Regions from separate parts of the Homo sapiens genome. Here region 2 is linked to region 1. A link is a contact called in ENCODE Hi-C or POLR2A ChIA-PET data. All regions are on one chromosome and are shown on one strand. Each heading gives the region's core, a stretch centred on a gene start or an enhancer-like site at or near the end of the contact. The rest is flanking DNA. Distances are from core to core; before and after follow the strand shown.

The links. A loop is a pair of places that touch in the nucleus more often than their neighbours do. ChIA-PET counts read pairs that join two places held with the same protein, here RNA polymerase II (POLR2A). Pooled maps may share reads with other maps.
Region 2: a map of IMR-90 shows a loop between it and region 1 (2.7-fold over the local background). The contact joins two enhancer-like sites. A Hi-C loop is called at or near these places in 1 of 168 maps with a recorded cell type or tissue (IMR-90) and 1 of 50 pooled maps. POLR2A ChIA-PET finds 5 or more read pairs at or near these places in 1 of 52 experiments (activated CD4-positive, alpha-beta T cell).

The regions. Positions count from the first base shown.
Region 1 is chr22:25,027,335-25,030,034 of GRCh38, reverse strand. It overlaps KIAA1671, which reads right to left. Exons shown (of 13, transcript NM_001145206.2): 3 at 495-2,090. The coding sequence starts at 2,035. Among named protein-coding and RNA genes, the nearest start is that of KIAA1671, 76 kb to the right of the region's middle. Within about 2 kb of position 1,274, at least 12 of the 41 ENCODE cell types and tissues checked have a DNase peak (open chromatin) inside an H3K27ac peak, as active enhancers do.
Region 2 is chr22:25,085,524-25,088,223 of GRCh38, reverse strand. All of the region lies in intron 6 of KIAA1671, which reads right to left. Among named protein-coding and RNA genes, the nearest start is that of KIAA1671-AS1, 26 kb to the left of the region's middle. RefSeq lists an enhancer at 1,928-2,222. Within about 2 kb of position 1,448, at least 10 of the 41 ENCODE cell types and tissues checked have a DNase peak (open chromatin) inside an H3K27ac peak, as active enhancers do.

The DNA of each region.
Region 1 (2,700 bases), core at 25-2,524:
AATATCAGTATTAACCAACTGACTAGCCCAAGTTACCTTGACTCCTCTGAGTTTATTTTTTGGGCCACTCATAAAGGCTTAGGCCCAATCTTAAGCGTTCTCTCTCTGACTTCAGGGAAGAAAGGCTTAGCTATGGAGACAGGCTGAGCTGGAATGCCATCCAGCTCCCACCTCCCCACAGTATTTCACCCTTCTGCCCTGCCTCCATGAAATGGGCACATACCGCCCACTTCACTCACACACTACATCTGAAGCTGAGAAAAGCCATGAAAATTGGGCTCCGGGCCCCCCGGCTGGCCATACCCAGAGGAGAGCTGCACTGCCTCTCCGCACCTCACCTTTCTCATCTGAGAAATGGACACTGCCACTACCTCCTCTTGGGCTATGGGTAAACTGAGGGGGGGTGACAAGTGCCCAGCATGGAGCCTGGTTCCGTCTTCCTCAGGGTGTGTGGGTGGGCGGCTGAGAGAGGGGTGTGGGATGTGCCTACTTACAATTTGGTCAAATCCGCCGACAGCGGCCGAGCCTGGAACGTCCTCCTCCTGACCTCGGGCTTAGCCTCTGAGCTCTCGGCAGTCCAGCCTCTGATCCGTTCCTGAACGCTCACAACCCCTTTCTCCGGCTCTGGTGCCGCCGATGGGGACGCAGGGGTGGCCAGGGGAGATTCAGACCCCACTGCCAAGGCCAAGGTGCTGTCCTCCCGAAACAGGCTGATGCACTTCCTGACACTCCTCCTGGAGGCCCACTCTCCCCCTGCCGCGGCCTCCCCATCCGCCACTCTGCTCTTAACCTCAGCAAGTTCTAGGCCCCTTCCCAGCCTGGGTGAGGGGGACTCAGCAGCCTTCTCTGGCTCTGGGTCCAGCTTGGCCTTTTCTTCCCAGGGACTCTGGTCATTGCTGGGGGTGACCCCAGATGAGCCCCCCACCAGGGCTCTGGGGCTGCCCATCTCCGGCTTCGAAAGCATCTTCTCCTTCCGTTCACGGATTTTCTTGGCCACCTCCAGGAAGTCCAAATCAGGATCATGAAGAGGAGCCTCCGCCTTGACCAAACAGTCCCTGTCCAGCTTGGACGCTGCTCTGGGCCTCTCTAGCCCAGCCATATCCCCTGCTGTGGGTCCACTTCCTTCATCGGCCACCTTCCTCAGCAAGGCCTCTTTGTTCTCAAACCGGGCCGTGAGGTCCATGGACAAGGGCCTGGGCTTCCTCACCCACGTCTTCTCGGGAGGGGTGGGTGGCACTTTGCCCACTGTGGCCGCTGCGCCGGGGCCTGGCTTCTGAGGCTGAATGGACTCCGTGAAAATGGCAGACACGGGCCTTCTCTTCAGGCGAGGCCTGGGCTCCACAAGGGGGCGTGCCGTGTCCTCCACACTGCTGGCCTTTGAGGGAGGATGGTCTTGGCCTGCCTCCTCTTGGGGTACAGGTGGTTTTGTGTCCTGAGACAGGGGAGCTGACCGGGGAAGGGTCCCCGCAGGCTTCTGGGTGGGCAGGGCGGGCTTGGCAGCCACCTCAGGCCGGGAGCCGGACACACCTAGCTTGGCCTCCTCCGCCCCCTCACTAACCGCCTTCCCCAGAGCGGGGCCGCTTTTGGTGGTTTCGAAGAGAATCATGGTGCTGGAGCTGGGCCGCAGGAACACAGCCTTGTTGAAGAGGGGCGAGCTCGTCCTCGGGCCCTCCCCACTGCCCACCTCCTGCCCCACCAAGCCGGGCATCCTGTTGTCCAGATCCTTTGCTGCTGGCTCCTCAGAGAGCCCCCCAGAGGGGGAAGGTCCAGTCGAACTGGGCCGCAGAGACGGGACAGGAGATTTCACGTCCTGCTCCTTCGAGAAGGGTTTGGGGGCGAGCCTTGGCAGAGGGAGTAACCGGGCCGGGCTCCGCAGGGGGCTCTTCGCTTCCAAGATCCGGGCTGGGGGAGCCCCAGAGGCTTCGCCGGCCTGGAGGAAGTAGGTCCTCGTCAGGGTCTCCTCCTTGCCCATCTCACCCAGGCCTGGCACGGCCGTCAAGGGCGTTATGGAGCCCACCTCGACCCGCGTGGCCATGGTTATGGTTGTGGATTCATGGGGGTTAGGAACTTCAAGAATGGAGAAGCAATTGCTAAACAAACAAAACAAACAAACAAGTAAATTTGGAAAACAGTCAGTGTCTGGGTTGAAGCAGAATGGTTTAGAGAAATGGGACAGAGTCCTGAGCCCCAGATTCCATACGACAGCCCTCTGCTGACCTCACCCGGCAGGCTTGGGCCTGCCTCTCCCCGTCTCTGAGCTCTGGACGAGGGGAGTGGACTAAACGCCCATCCCTGAAGTTCGTTCCAGCTCCAAGGGTGTAGAAAAGGCATCAACACTCTGGAGGACTTTCCCCTGACAGCTAATCTAGAGGCCAGCACTTAATGGCAAAAAGCAGTGATCTCTGCTACACAGATAAGGAAACCAGCTCAGAGAGGCCAAGTAACTGGAGTCACCCAGGAAGCAAGAGGCGAAGTCAGGACTTAAAACCAGGTTTGACACCAAATTCACACCACACATGCTCCTCCCTGAATAGGCCTCAGTGGGAGCGTCCTCACATTCCCTCACTCCTGTTACCCTGTTTTCCCACTGCAGAGCCTGCCCACATCCCAGGTGATCCTAATCACAAGTGTGTGCTAAGCATCTAGCACAGAGAAGGCAAGTAACCTGCTGCAGGTCACACAGCAATGCAGCTCAGGAGT
Region 2 (2,700 bases), core at 199-2,698, 58 kb before region 1:
AGGCACGAGGATCGCTTGAACCTCAGAGGCAGAGGTTGCAGTGAGCCGAGACTGCACCACTGCACTCCAGCCTGGGCGACGGGGTGAGACTCTGTCTCAAAAAAAAAAAAAAGAAAGAAAGAAAGAAAAGAAAGACATCATTAACACCAGTGAAACCACTTCCATCTTCTTAAGAGCTTTCATTTTACCAAATGACCACTCACAGAGCACCAACTACTCCATGCTAGCCAATTTATACCCAGCATCTCATTTAATTGAGTCAATACCCTGAAGCCTCGCTAAAGGTGGTAGATGCTGTTGGTTCCCTGCCAGATCTCCTTTATTGGCTGGGGCGCCCATTCCCCAGGTGCTGGGGGCTCTGGCTGCTATGGCTCACAGCCCCCTCTCCTCCAGACCGTGGGCAGTGGAGAAAAAGCTGCCCCAGTGCTCTGAAGTAGGACTTATTTTGTGATGCTGTTCACCCGCCAAAGCTCCTGAATGGACCACGTTGACTCAAGCTGTTGTCACTAAATCACATCCACACAAATCCCCACCTCAGAGTCTGCTTCTGGGAACCCGACCTGAGACACTGCTCTGCAAAATCAACAAGGTGACGCAGTTGTTTTTGTTGTTGTTGTTTGGTTGGTTGGTTGGTTTTTGAGATGGAGGAGTCTCGCTCTGTCTACCAGGCAGGAGTGCAGTGGCGTGATCTCGTCTCACTGCAACCTCCGCCTCCTAGGTTCAAGTGACTCTCCTGTCTCAGCCTCCTGAGTAGCTGGGTTATAGGCGCCCGCCACCATGCCTGCCTAATTTTTGTATTTTCAGTAGAGACAGGGTTTCATCACATTGGCCAGACTGGTCTCGAACTCCTGAGATCAGGTAATCCACCACCTCGGCCTCCCGAAGTATTGGGATTACAGGCATGAGCCACTGTGCCCAGCAGGAACACAGTTTTTTAAACTGTTTCTGGGTATCCACTGATTCCAAACTAAATCTCTAAGAGTGGGCAGATTCAGCATGAGAAGTTTGGAAAAGCAAGACATGTAGCTGAGGTTGGTAAATAAGATCCCGGAGGCAGCGGCGGGGTGGGGGGTGGGAGGGGCAGAATAAAGGTTTATTATGCCCATTTTACAGATGAGAAAAACTGAGGCTCACATAAGTGATTTTTGTTGTCATGGATTCTAAATTTGAAGTCAAAGAGGTAGATTTGAACCCTGTTCCGTTGCACCCCAAAGCCTTAACTCTTCTCTCCATGCCTACTGCTCAGCTGTTTGGGGGTTAACAGGCCTGGCCAGTGCTGAACATGGTAACTTTAGGCTGGCTGTGAGTAGAACATTCCCCGGCTTTACTTGCCTGGTGCAAGCTGCTCAGCCGGCTCTAAATTTAGAACTGCTAACATGGTCAGGAAGAGGGGTCCCTGGGGGTTACTGTTCCACAGCCAGACGGCGCTGGGATTCGGACTGGCGCCTTGGTCACACTCAGAGCCAGCCTGGTGTGGAGAAAATATGGAAACAGCTCTCTGGCCGGCCTTTGGGGGATTTCCTGTCCACCTGTGCAGACCGAACAACAGGAAAAGTCTGCAGTGGGGTTGGGTGGATGGGACGGGGCAGATGGAGATGGGCGAGGTCCACCCAGCTGGGCTTCCCTTCTCAATTCATTCACAGATGGATGCTCCTACAAAGGTCAGGGCAGTGCAGGAAGCATTTGCTAAGCACCTGCTCTATGCCTGGCCCTGCATTAGGATCTGAGGGAAAAGATGAACGAGATACATTCCTCTCCTCAAGAAGTTCATTTATGCACTCACTCACTCCTGCGTTCAGCTCAACACATATTTATTTATTCAGCACCTATTGTGTGCCAAGCCCTGTTCTAGGAAGTGGGGAAACTAATGAGCAAGACATGTCCCTACCCACAAGAACCACTTTTTCACTCACCCACTCATTCGCTCATTCAGATTAACATTTAATGAGCACCTGCTGTGTGCAAGACCTTAAGCTAGGAAGTGGAGAGACAGAGATGAACAAGACATGCTCTCTGAGGATGAAAAGTTTCATTTTCGCATTCATTGTTTTCTTTCACTCTTTCATTCAGTTCTGTAAATGATTAATGAGCACTTGCTGTGTACTCAGCCCTCTGCTAAGCACTGTGCATATAGATATGAAACAAGACACAGCCACTACTGATAGAGTTCACTTCAGTGGTTCATTCATTCATTCAGCATAACATTCATTGATGGAAACTCCTGGATGTCAGGCACTGTGTCACGTGACAGGGATACAAAGATAGGGGCTGTTTCTGCTTGCAAAGAGTCTCACTCATCCATTCATTCTTTCATTCCTCCAGTGCAGTGAGTATTTATTGAGTGCCTACTATGTGTCAGGGACACAGATGTGCATACGAGAGAATCTCTGCTCTTGAACAGCCTTCCTCCCTTCCTCCCTCCCTCCCTCCCTCCCTCCCTTCCTCCCTTCCTTCCTTCACCACTTATCAGTTTGCTTCACTCAACATATATTGGACACTTACTGTCTATCAGGCTGTGCGGAGGCAGAGGAATGAATCCCAGGCCTGGATCTGAAGGAAGTCATAGACACACCAGCTCACACACACAGGGTGAGCATCATTTGGTTCCTGTCAGGGCCATGAGGACCCACCCAATGGTTCCTCAAAAGCTCCCAGCAGCAGGCAACACGTCCCTCCTACAGAGCCGCAGGACGGACAGGG